Linked DNA regions of Homo sapiens: region 1 is linked to region 2. A link is a contact called in ENCODE Hi-C data. All regions are on one chromosome and are shown on one strand. The core of a region is the stretch at or near the end of the contact, and the rest is flanking DNA. Distances in the headings are between cores, read along the strand shown. Region 1 has its middle 47 kb from the start of LINC01940. Region 2 has its middle 64 kb from the start of TWIST2.

Region 1 (6,831 bases), core at 1,231-3,730, 190 kb before region 2:
ATTTTTCATTCTATTGTTGAGTTATAAGTATTCCTTATGTATTCTAGATACTAGTCCTTTATCAAATTTATGACTTGCTAATATTTTCTCCCATTATGTGGCTTGCCTTTTTACTTTCTTGATAATGTGCTTTAATTTATCTAAGTTCTTAATTTTGATGAAGCCCAATTTGTCTATTTTTTTTGGTTGCTTATACTTTTGGTGTCATTTCCCAGAAACCATTGCCCAACTCAAACTCATGAAGATTTACACTTATTTTCTCTAAATATTTTATAGTTTTAGCTCTTACATTTAGGTTACTCTTTTTAGTTAATTTTTGTATACGGTATGAGATAGGGGTAAAACTTCATTTTTCATATGTGGCTATCCAATTGTCTCAGCACTATTCATTGAAACAACTATTCCTTTCCCATTGAATTATCTTGGCACTTTTTCTGTATCTCTTATGTCTTTTTTGCTTCTCTATTTTTGACTTTTTGGTGTTGAGAAGATATTTTCTAGTGTACTATTTTAATTCCCTTGTCATTTCTTTTACTATATATTTTTGAGATATTTTGTTAGTGGTGGCCCCGGAAATTACAATTACATCCTAATGTAATGTCTAGGTCAGATGACTATAAACTTAATTTTAATAGTATATAAAAACTTCACCCTTATGTACTACCATTACTTTCTCCTTCCTTTCTGCTATTATTGTTATACAAATTACATATTTATGCAGTGAAAAACCATCAACACAAGTTGTTTTTTAAAATCAGATAGAGAAAAATGAGTTTCAAACAATGATACTTGTATACCATCTTTTATATTTACCTATATACTTACCTTTACAGGTGCTCTGTATTTTTCCACATGGACTCAAGTTACTGTGTATTTCTTGTCATTTTAGCCTGAAATATTCCTTCAGTGTTTCCTTTTTTGATTAAATTTTTTTAATTTTAAATTTTTGTGGGTACATAGTAGGTGCATGCTTCTTGTAGTACAGGACTGCTAGTGACAAACTCTCTCAGGTTTTTCTTTTAATCTGGAAATGTCTCAATTTCTCTTTCTCTTTGAGTGATAGTTTTGTTAAATATTAAATTCGTGATTGACAGTCTTGACAGCATGTCAGGTATGTTTTCCTACTGCCTTCTGGCATCTATAGCTTCTGGTGAGAAATTCGCGGTTAATCTTACTGAGGATATATGTATGTGATGAGTTGATTCTTCATGCTTTCAAGATGCCTCTTGGTCTTTGGCTTTGGGCAATTGATTATGAGGTGTCTAGGTATGGATCTCTTTCCATTTATTCTACTTGGAATTTATTAAGCTTCTTAGATGTGTAGACTAAGATTTTTCATCACGCGTGGAAGTTTTGGTCATTGTTTTTTAAATGTTATTTCTGCCTCCTTTTCTTTCTCCTCCCTTTCAGGGAGTCCCACTATGTATTTGCTTGTAGGCCCACAGATCTCTGAGGCTTTGTTTATTTTTCCTCATTCTTTTTATTTTTGTTTCCTCAGATTGAAAAAACTCCGTGGACCTATTTTCAAGCTTGTTTATTCTTTATACTGCCAGCTCAAATGTGCCATTGACTGCCTCTAGTGAAGTTTTTATTTCAGTTACTATACTTTTCCACTCTAGAATTTCTATGTGTTTTTTAAAGAAAAACCGATTTCTATCTCCTTATTAATCTCTATTTCATGAGACACAGTTCTCATTTTTTCCTTCAGTTCTTTAGACATAGTTTCCTTATTTCTTTAAAGATATTTAAAGTAGCTGACTTAAATTCCTTATCTAGTAAGTCCAACACCCGTGCTTTTGCTCTAATTCCCCTGACAGACCATACTTGCATGTTTCTTTGCTTGCCTCCTAATTTTTTGTTGAAAACTGAACATGTAAAATAGTATAATATGCCAGCTCTGGAAATCAGATTCTCCTTCTCCTCAGGGTTTGTTGTTGTTGCTGCTATTTGCTTGTTTAGTGGCTTCCCGAGCTATTTCTGTGTTCTTTGTCCTGTGTGGCCACTGAGGTTTGTACTCGGGATAGCTGGCCTATCATGACTGGATAATTTCCTTGACTACCTAGAACCAGTAAGTTTCACAGCCTTTGCTGAGGGGCCCTGCCTCTGTGAGGGGGCAATGCTTCAACTCTCAGGCAAGCAGGTTCCAACTGGGCACAATCCTTTACTTCCTGCTTTCACAGCACCTGGAGTTGAGCCCGTGCGATGCCTCAGGCCCCATCAGGTCTTTCCTGGGCATGCATGTGGCCTTCTGGAGTCCCACAAATGTGTTGGAGTTTCTCAAAGCCTCCTTCTGGATATTTCTTTCCCAAGCTTTTCCTTTTAGGTTTTTTCCATCATCTTGTTTACCTCTATTGTTTCATCACCTCAAGCTGCTATCATAATAAACAATTGCCAGAGAGCTGGAATGAATAGGATGAGTAATGGCAGTTCTCTGGGAATGGGGCTTTGGAGGAGCTCCAGCTGAATTCCGCCCCCTAGCTTGTCTGCCAGGCTGCTGGTTTTCACTGTGACTGCAGGCCCATTGACTTCTGGGGTTACTGCAGAGCTGGAGAGAGGGGTTGGGCTAGGGCAAGTTATGGTGCCACAAATCTCACTGTTCTTATGGCGATTCAGCCGCTTTTCCTGAATAAATGCTCCCTGAATTGTTGCAAGCCTTTGGTTAATTTCCAGAGTCCTGGAAAAGTTTATTTTGACTTTTTTTTTTTTTTTGGCCAGTGTTTGCACTGCTTATATAAAAATGATTTTCAAAGGCACTTCCTCTGCATTTCCACTGACATTACCCAGCAATGATTCTTCATTTTATATATGGTTTATGTACTCATCTGTATTTATAAAAAAGAATAAAAAAGCAAAATCAGCACTGTGTCCTTTGTACCCAGCCGCAATAATCAACTGTGACTTTCTGTCTTTGGAACGTTTGCAGTCATTCTCGTAATGGGTCTGAGTCATCACAGGGAAGCTGATCCAAATTTCATTATTTAATATACATGTAAATAACTAATCCAGACAGAAGAAAAGATTTATGTATTAGGTTGGTCCAAAAGTTATGGCGGTTTTTGCCATGAAAGAAATGGCAACAACTGTAATTACTTGTGCAACAACCCAATACATAGATGCCCATTACAACATTGGCCATATGATGAAAAATTAGAATTAACTTCAAAATCCAAACAGGGTAAAGGGTAGGTAAATACTCTGCATTTTCTCGCTGGAATGGTTGCACCCATTGTCTGAGATAATTATGAAGACCAAACAGTAATAAGGAGAATTTTTTTAGGATGTGTTTGTTGAAAAAAGCAAAATGCAAACTTCTATTTGCACCATGGTTATGCCTCTGGAACAATTATATATATGCATGTACGATAGCCAGAAAGGAAGAGAGAAAAGTGAACACAATTTGTTAGGGTGGAGAGAACTGTGGGTTTTTAAATTAGATTTTCCCCCACCTTATTGTTATGCTATGAGCGCACTAAATTGAAAGTTAAAAAAAAATAGGTCAACATGTCTAAAAGAAAGAAATACTTCCCTGTATCCCCTATGTGCTGGACTTGGCACTGGTCAGAGGCATCCTGTGGCAGAGGCTGTAATAGCCCAGGGGTTTCCTCTGTGGTATGACCTGGGGACAGAGCTCTGCCTTGTCAGCAGGATGGACTCCAGGGACCGGGATGGGGATGGAATGCAGCTTTTTGCCGAGCTGCCTGGAGACAGGGAGGAGGAGGATGAGGAGGAGGAGGAGGAGAAAGGCTCTCTACCCTTCCCCTCCTCCTAGAGAAGATGTTTTTCCAATAAATAATTGTGAAGTCTCGAATGAAATATAAGCCTCATGAATTATCTTGGCATTTTTGGGATCCAGGAATCTTTCAGTGTCTGGACAGGGTCACAAAGGCTCTTGATGGATGCCCCATCTCCCCCCCGGGGGGGTACCACCTTCCTGATGATAATGACTGGGCCACCCCTTCCACTGCTCCTCCCTGCCACTCCCTCCCCCTGGACCTGGGGCTTTTAGCTTCACTCCATCATCCTGCGGCTCTTATCCTGCTTTTTTTTTTTTTTTTAAAAAAAATATTTTCTTTCTCTTAAGCATCTGAAGAAGGGAAGGGAAAATTAAGTGGAATGTGCTTTGGAAATAATTCATCAGAGCAGCTTTCCCAAAGTGGGTTTTTTGTAGGATGACCAACTGTCCTGGTTTGCCTGGGACTGAGGGGTTTCCAGGGGTGTGGAACTTCCACTGCTAAAACCAGGAAAGTCCCATGAAATTCCTGGGATGAGCTGGTCACTTCAGCCCCATGAGTCTCTATTTGGTAGGATGCTAACAGGCAATACATGAAAATGGTTGGCAACAACTAGATGAAATAAAGTCAGATACATTTGCTGCAGGCCTTGTCAGAGCCTCTGTATGCTAATCTGTTATATGCTCATACATATTCAAAGCAGGGTGTCCTAGGTGTATCGGAGCTTAAGTTCTCTATTTTTCTAAAATTAATTAATCTAAGAAATGTGAAGTTTGATGAAGCTCAGTAGGCTGTGCTGCTCAGGATACCCAGACAGACAGTTTCTGGAAGAAGTGGATCGAGATGCTACTCTCAAATAGTTGAAACCTGCCAAGTGGTGGACATAGTTCTCTCCAAAGTGCTGTTAGTGGGGTGGAGGAAGTCCTAAGGTTCACTTTTGCAGAGCTGGATGCTGGAAGGGGTGTGTTTTCAGGTGTGTACAGCCGAGGGATATGTCCTGACCACCCCTCCTCAGTCCAACCCATCGAACACGGAAAGGACGTCTTCCTGGTGAGAGCAGGCAGATCCGGGTCTCAGGGAGGGGGCCTGGGAGGGGCAGTCTTCCAGTGCTCATCATTCTGCAGCTGGTGCATTGGGACATCCCTACAGAGACACATTGCATGAGGCCCCATGTAGGTGGCATGCCTCACACCCTCACTGTGGGGGCCACAGAGTTGAGCAGTGAGGCACGGGCACAGGATCTGGGGCTGCCTGACTGGCTGTGTGTTCTTGACATCCCCACCCCGTCCATCTGTGGAAGGGCACAGGGAGCCTTGTGTGACACCAGCACAACACGTGTTTGCTCCCCTTTGGTCTGCTTCTGCAGCAGCTGGTGCACACACCAGAGGTGTGGGGATGGGCAGAATCCCGGCGCGTCATAGCATCTGGGGGCAAGGCTGGGGTGAGGGGAACCTTCTCTGGACAGGCAGTCTAGTCATGCAAGTCACAGGGACTTCAGTCCCTGCTCAGGTGGCCATTGCTGGGCAACCTCTGGACTCCTCCTGACCCTGACATCTCCCCCTGTCTGATGGGGGCCTGAGGGTGCCTAGAAGCTTCTCAGGCTGGGGCTTGCATGCTCCTTGACTTGACTCCGGGCTCAGAGACATGGGGGTTGCTGGACATTAAGAGTCCGCTAGCGGCCTCACACAAGGCTCGGTTCCAGCGAGGAAGCAGATTCTGGGGGCTTTGAGCATCCCTGTCTAGCCTGTGGTAACAGGAGGCAGGGGGCTATGGGTGAGTACCAGGATCTGCCCTGGGGGCCTCTGCCCAGGTGATGGGCTTCTTTCCACCTGCCTCTGGCCTTGGCAGCCTCCCAGCTGTGGGAAGATCTGCATCTGCCATGACCTCCATGGAGCCCAGCCCTGGTAAGTGGCCAGAGACAGCAGCTGTCCTGGGGGAGGCTGCTGGAGCTGGAGTTCACTGTCCTACAAGGGAGGCAGAGGCTGGCATAAGCAGCCCTGCAGTGGGCATGGCTGGCCATGGTTGGCTGCACATCCATCTGCCCCCATACACCAAGTGCTGCACCAGGCTCTGTGGCCCCTCCAGGAATGAGCAGTGAGCCCCCAACCCAGTCCTTAGTCAGGTGAGAAGTGTGTTGCTGTGCAGCAAGGACCACAGGCCCTCAAGGACTTGGAGGCATCAGGAATTCTGTTCCCATGAGGACTCGGAGGACCTTCTACAACGGAGGGGGATGCCATCTTGGGTTGCTGATTGAGACTAAGATTTTTGAATAAAGATGAAATGAAGGTCACTCTCTGCCTTTCTGGGGTATTCCTGGGAGGATGGGGTTCCAAGAGGCACAAGTGTCCTGTGGGCCCTTGTGGATAACTAGCGGGGGTGGGGGGCCTGACTCTGGGATGTGTGTGAGGCTGAGGCACCCAAGACTCCAGCCCGGCCCCAGGAACGTGCCTCCAATTTGTTCAGCGGGCTGCCCTCACACTCAGTGAGGGCTGGGTAGAAGGTGGCACCCCAGAGACCAAGCAGAGGGTGGCAAGAGCAAACAGATCAGACAGCTTGACGTCAAGGACAGAGAGCCCTCATCCCCCATCTGAACCCAGGGCTCAACCCCGGCCGCAGAAGAGCAGCACAGCCTCTGTGGGCAGCTACTGAGGTCAGCAATGCTGCCCATGTGGAGGGTGAGGAGAAGAGCCCCCAAGAGCATCCAGTGACCTGGAAGGGGCCACGTGGTCAGCCCCTGAGTCAGAGGCAAAGCCTGCAGCAGTTTCAGGGGTTGGCCACTAGGTGGCAGAGGAGAGCCCAGCACAGTCACAGGGGCCTTAGGTCAGCCTGGCTGGTCACACCTGGCCTTCGGCCTCCTCAGGCAGGTGATTGAGAGAGAGGAGGAGGGAGAGCCTCCACCGATGGTCTACAGTGGGCATGCATGGGGCTGGGGTCTGCCTGGTACATGTGAGGGTTGTGTGTCCAGCCTTGAAGGATGGCTAAGGACTGGCTAAGCGGAGATGTAGGGGCAGGAATTCCAGGGAACTGGGAACTCCAGGGGCCGGGGTTGCAGAGATTCCAGAGAACTGGGAACTCCAGGGGCCGGGGTTCCAGAGATTCC
Region 2 (6,594 bases), core at 1,613-4,112:
CGGTAAGACCAGAGAAAAGGAAGGCTTTACCTGTGGCTCTTTGCACTTTTAATACTCTAGAAGGAAATAGTGAGTCTACTTTAATGGAAAATAGCGAATCTTTTGCAGGACTCAAAAAAGGAAGTTTGCTAAGAGCAAGGAAATGTGAAGGAGTTGGAGCGACAGCGTTAGAACATTTAATTTGGCTTTATGTTGTAATTATGACTTGCGGGAAGTGGCCTGGCGTGTATGAATGCTGTTGCTGGAAAGAGCACTTGAGCATCAGCGAAAATTCTGAAAGCTGTGTTTACAACGGACGCACACACAACAGAAAGCAAACCGTGGAGACGAGGGTTTTGGAAACGTGCCCTCCTCGGCATTCATTATAACCAATAATTAATTAAGAGATTTTTTAAAGTCCCTTCCTTGGCATCACGTTCCTCAGTGAGAATGCGGATGAGAAGTCAGAGGTGTTTGGGACATAAGTGCAAGTAGTTACGGGCAGGGTTTTTCAGTTTTGGTTTTTAAAGAGAATGAAAACGAAGTGGGGAGACAGCGGCACAGTGTGCGGTGCCCTGCCGGCCAGGCCACGCTTTCTCCACCCTGACTCCCACGTTCGCTCAACAGTATGAGAACTTCACGGTAACATGGAAGGGATCCCCGCACTCCCTCTAATGCTATTTCTGTTCGATGCGTTCTTTGGCTGCGAATTTGAGAACTGCCTTTTTGGCAAAGCCAGTGAGTTTTGTGTTTTCAGATCAACCGAAAGGACGTTGACTTTCAGGTTCCCGATCCTTCTGAATCCAATCCCAAATTTAAAACAGCATCCGATCCTGGCTACAGCCTGAGCTGGGCCCCAGGTCAGCCAAGCTTCCCAGGTGGAAAGGAAGGAATCCAGGTTGCCCAAGATGCTGTGGCCTGGGTGACAGTTACCAGCCTCCAGAGAGGCCTCAGCCTTCGGGGTGCCTTGCTCAGAGCAGGCACATACCTCTCACCGCAAGAGCCATCTGACCATGGTTACTCGACCCCTCCCCCAGAGTGAGTTCACTGTCCACCAGAGGGGACAGCTCCCACTGCCAGGCTTCGGTGAAACCACGTGGACTGTGGAAGCAACCCAGTGTCCACTGATGAATGAATGGAGAAACGAAAGGTGATTTATCCGTAGGGTGGGACAGCACCCGGCCTTGGAAAGGAAGGGAACATGGACGGCACCTAAGGATGTTCTGCTGAGTGAAACAACCAGCCACAAAAAGACGAACCTTGCACGATTCCACTCACATGAGGAAGCTAAGGGGTCAAAATCATAGAGACGGAAAGTAGGATTGCGGGTGCCAGGGCTGGGGGAGGAAACAGGGAGTTCGTGTTTCATGGGGGACAGAGTCTCATTTGGGAAGATGGAAAGTTCTGGAGCTGAATAGTGGTGACGGTTGCACAGCAGCGCAGATGTGCTTAATGCCACTGAAGTGTGCACTTAAAATGATAAAAATGGCAAATTTTATGTTATGTATGTTTCACCACAATAAAAAAGGGAATAGCATTTTTCTTGTCAAATGGGGCTGGTGGTAGCTGCTCTGTAGCCTCATAAAGAAGTTCCTAAGTTTTTTTTTTATTTCCTTTTTTTAAATTTGGGTTTAAAACTGCTGTTTCCTTTTTCACTGTGGTAAAATATACATAACATAAAATTTACCATTTGAACCATAAGTTAGCCCAGGCCCTGCTTCTGGCCCCTGCTCTTCCTGAGTCCTGGTTGGTGCCCCCTTCATCCGTCCATACTTGCCACAAGCCCCTCTTGTCCGGTCCTGGGCACAGAGGTCCTGGTGGAAGAGACAGTCCCTGCCCAAGAACAGGGAAGGACATAGATGGGAGAAGGGACCCACTGCCCAGGGGACCAGCACCAGAGCTCAGCTCTCGGGCTCCCTGCGTGGCCCTGGCCTCTCGACCTCGCTGGACTCAGTCTCCTGACGTCTCCAGTGAAGAGCTGGAGTGGTGAGTCCCAGAGCCACTTCCGGCATGGGACAGAGGCCTGTACCTCAACACCAGCGATTTGCTGTGTGATCTTAGGCAAGTCAATATGTGTCTCTGGGACATACAGTGAGTTGTCTAAGATCACACAAACCCCCCACCACTTTAAAAAAAAAAATGGAGGGGATTTGATCAAGATCATGTCAGGATCCTTTCCAGTTTGGACATCCTGTGATTTTGGAATCTTCACCCACAGTTCTGAGCTTTTAAAAAATCCACATTTGTGTTATTTCCTTGTGATAGGGGAGAATAGCCCTGATGTCAGATCTCACTTGCTTATAGTGCTGTGTGCGTGCACATGTGAATAAAGGAATGTTCAGAAACGCTTTTCCTAACAGAGAACCTGTTCCCCGGGGCCAAGCGCAGAGTCCGTGTAACTTGCCTTTGAAGTGTGTCACCTGCTGCGTGACCACAAGAGGGCGGTGCATGCAATGGATTTTGTCAGCACGCGGGGGCCAGAGCTCACAACTTTAATTTGAGAGTTTTTCTTCCCTGGAGTCTCTTGCAGGGTCTTTCTCTGGGAGGCTCAATGCCTCCCGCATCTTCTTCAACAGGCTGAACACACATGTGGAAGCAGCTGAAGAACTGAGACTACTTAAAAGCAGAATATTTTGTAATCACCAAATAGAATCCATTTCGTAATAAAACTGGCTACAAAATATTTTAGGGTTCAGTATGATACATCACAAAGTAATTTAGGCAAGGAAGCACACCAGGCTTAAAAATCAAACGTGGCACCCTGCAGGTTTGCAGCCATGCCTCCAGCAGGCGGGTCGGGTTGGCGAGTTTCTAAACTTTGAGGAGGGAAGGCTGGGTGGCCAGGCTCCATCCAGAGCCTCTTGGCTCACTGTGCCGCCAGCAGTGTAATTGCATCCTGGTGTGACCCACAGGCTGTATCTACAACACTGCGCTGGTGAAGCAATGCTGTTACTAGATTTGAAAACAGGCAAAATGGCTCTGAAAGGAGAGAAAAATGGAAAAGCTCCTTTCCCCAACATTCCACTCCTCTGTCTTCATGGCCTCTGCGTTGGTCCAGCCAGAGGGATTATTTGAGTCCTGTGTCCCAGCCCACCTTTCCCTGGCTTAATGGTGCAGCCACACCTCTGGTTGAGAATACACGCCTGTGTAACTCATTGATTCTGATCTCCTTCATGCTCAGCACCTGCTTCCTTTAGCATCCCCAATGCAAGCGCTTCGAAGCCCATGCTGACAGCCTGGTCATATATCCTTTGGCCCCTCTGCATAAGTAGGAGAGGGGAGAGCTCCTCCTAAAAGTGCTGTGCCCTTAGTAACTGACTATTATTGAATTAGAATGGTGGAGTGAGGAGTTCCTCTCTGCCAGGCACTGTCCTAGGATTTGCATTTGTGAAGAATCACTTGCTTTCCAATTGACTTTGTAACTTTATTTGTGATTGGTTTTCAATGGCAGCCAACATTTCTTCTTTAACTTCCTCTATCTCTCGCTTTTTCTTCCTATGGTCATCTAAACACCTTGAAAAGATGAAGACATCATATATGAAAGTTAAGGCACCATGGGTCATGCATCTTTTAACTATAATTTTGTCCTGGGATCTGCTACCGACTGGTGCTATCAGTAGTCGATAGCACAGTGCTAGAGCAGAGAAGAAAGACTCCACACAGCTGGGATTAGAGACAAATTTGTTACATTCACACTTCAACCCAAGTTTGTCAGACACGTGTCTAAACGACCCATGAATTATTTATTAAGCAAACATTTATTAAAAGCCTACATTGTGCAAAACGAAGTCACTGAGCCTTAAGGATGTGATATGAATTAATTCAACAGGTTCCTTGGCCTCAAAACTATCACCGTGAGAAACAAGACACATATACAGATGTGTGTGAAGAGAGCAGTGACACTTCTTCAGCTGGTGACAAATGCCTTCAGCGCCCTTTGTTACTCCCAGTTAAGTTCATTTGCTCATCCGTTCATGTAATCTACGCGCATGCAGTTTCCACTGAATGTCAGGTGCCATGTCAGGCATGGGGGTGTTGAGATGAGGAAGGCTGACCTAGTGCAGATGGACTGAGTGTAAGGTGCCATGTCAGGCATGGGGGTGTTGAGATGAGGAAGGCCGACCTAGTGCAGTTGGACTGAGTGTCAGGTGCCATGTCAGGCATGGGGGCGTTGAGATGAGGAAGGCCGACCTAGTGCAGATGGACTGAGTGTCAGGTGCCATGTCAGGCATGGGGGCGTTGAGATGAGGAAGGCCGACCTAGTGCAGATGGACTGAGTGTCAGGTGCCATGTCTGGCATGGAGGCGTTGAGATAAGGAAGGCTGACCTAGTGTAGATGGACTGAATGTCAGGTGCCATGTCAGGCATGGGGGCATTGAGATGAGGAAGGCCAACCTAGCGCAGATGGAGAGAACCACAGCACAAAGACTTTGTCACAGACCAAATTTACCCTCCATAGGAAACAAAAACACACAAAAAGCAGACCAAATATGAAAAACAACGGTCTTCCGAACACTGGAAGGAGGCAGTGAAGGACAGTGATCCCTGTGGGATGGGAAGGAAACCATTGAGCCCTATGGTAGCCCAATGCACTGCCTTGAGTTTTCAGGCCACAGAACAAGAAGGAGGCATCTCCTCCACTCAGGCAGAGCCCAGCAGACTCTCTGAGTTGGGAAGATAGAGATTTCGGGGAGACCAGTGCAACTACCCTTGGCAGGGCAGAGTCCCAGAGAGGAGAGAATCCAGAGATCTGCAGAGGCTCACCTTCAGGATTGGCGGGTGTGTGTGAGGAAACTGCCCAAGACCGAGCAAAGAATCACCTTAAAGATGAAAGGAAATAATGCCTGGCACTCACATCGGTCTGCAAATAGCACCTGTGCCCACATGACAAACTGGAAATCTCAGAGGACATCGGGTGGCGTATCAGTACTTGCCTGAGTATTGGAGAATAAGTACCCTTAGTGTAAACGAGGTTCCGGTTCCACCTAACAAACTTCAAAAGTAAGATCCAAGAGGATCAAGAAACTCAGTCGCATCCCAGAACAAACCTCAAGAATATGTGCAGATATACAAAAACACCCAGCACCCAACGAGATGAAATTCTCAATATCTGGCATCCAATCAAAGATTACCAGGCAGATAAAGAAACAGAAAAATATGTCCTATAATAAGGAGAAAAATCAATCAAAACAGACCCAGAACTGATGCAGATGTTAGAATTAGCAGACAAAGAAATAAAAGTTACCATAACTGTATTCCATATGTTTTAAAAGTGGAGTAAAGATGTGGAAGATATAAAAAGGACAAATTAAAGTTTTAAAGATGAAAACTATAATGGCTGAAATGAAAAACACACTGGATGGATTCATGGCAGGTTACACGTTACAGAATAAAATATTAGTGAACTTGAAGACACGGTAATAGAAGCTCTCCGAAATGAAACATAGAGGGGAAAAAAGTCATTTTTTCTTTTTGAGAAGAAGTTGGGCCAAGTTTCTTCTTTTTAAGTTTTGTTTTTTTTGTTTTTGTTTTTGTTTTTGAGGCGGAGTCTCACTATAGCCCAGGCTGGAGTGCAGTGGTGCGACCTCCGCTTACTGCAAACTCTGTCTCCTGGGTTCACGCCATTCTCCTGCCTCAGCCTCCCGAGTAGCTGGGACTACAGGCACCTGCCACCACTCCCAGCTATTTTTTTTTTTTTTTTGTATTTTTAGTAGAGACGGGGTTTCACCGTGTTAGCCAGGATGGTCTCGATCTCCTGACCTCGCAATCCGCCCGCCTCGGCCTCCCAAAGTGCTGGGATTACAGGCGGGAGCCACCGCACCCGGCCCTTTTTAACTTTTATTTTCGGTTCAAGGTGCGTGTGCAGTTTGTTACGTAGGTAAACTGTGTGTCACAGGGGTTTGGTGTACAGATTATTTCATCACCCAGGTAATGAGCATAGTACCCAATAGGTAATTTCATGATCCTCTCTCTCCTCTCACCCTCCACCCTCAAGCAGGCCCTGTTGTCTCTTGTTCTCCTCTTTGTGTTCATGTGTCCTCGTTGTTTCACTGCCACTTATAAGTGAGAGCATGGTATTTGGTTTTCTGTTCCTGCGTGAATTTGCTTAGGATCATGGCCTCCAGCTCCATCAATGTTGCTGCAAAGGACATGATTTCATGCTTTTTTATGGCTGCATAGTATTCTATGGTGTATGTTTTCTTTATCCAGTCTACCATTGTGGGGTATTTAGGTTGATCCACCTCTTTGCTATTGTGAATAGTGCTGCAACAAACATACGCATGCATGTGCCTTTATGGTGTTTTTTTAAGTGAAAATTGTATCAGTGAGATATGGTACAACTTCAAGTGGCCTAATATATGTGTAATTGAAGTCCCTGAAGGAGAGGAGAGAAAGTGGGATAGAAAATATATTTGAAGCAGTAATGGTCAAAAAATTTTCCAAATTTGATGAAAACTATAAACTGATAGACCCAATAAGCTCAATGAGCCTTAATCTTGAGGAAACTACGTGAAGAAAACCACACCAAAGGCAGGTCATAATCAAACGGCTCAAAGCCAGTGATGGACAGGACAATCTTAAAAGTGACCAGAGAAAAGTGGCATTTTGCATGCA

What was found. Hi-C counts contacts between places; a loop is a spot of excess contacts on that map. Pooled maps may share reads with other maps.
Region 1: a map of posterior cingulate gyrus shows a loop between it and region 2 (4-fold over the local background). The contact joins two enhancer-like sites. A Hi-C loop is called at or near these places in 8 of 168 maps with a recorded cell type or tissue (HCT116, IMR-90, MCF 10A and 5 more) and 7 of 50 pooled maps.

Annotation. Positions count from the first base shown.
Region 1 is chr2:238,970,345-238,977,175 of GRCh38, reverse strand. No RefSeq gene overlaps it. Among named protein-coding and RNA genes, the nearest start is that of LINC01940, 47 kb to the right of the region's middle. Within about 2 kb of position 2,480, at least 5 of the 41 ENCODE cell types and tissues checked have a DNase peak (open chromatin) inside an H3K27ac peak, as active enhancers do.
Region 2 is chr2:238,781,004-238,787,597 of GRCh38, reverse strand. No RefSeq gene overlaps it. Among named protein-coding and RNA genes, the nearest start is that of TWIST2, 64 kb to the left of the region's middle. RefSeq lists an enhancer at 3,607-4,110. Within about 2 kb of position 2,862, at least 5 of the 41 ENCODE cell types and tissues checked have a DNase peak (open chromatin) inside an H3K27ac peak, as active enhancers do.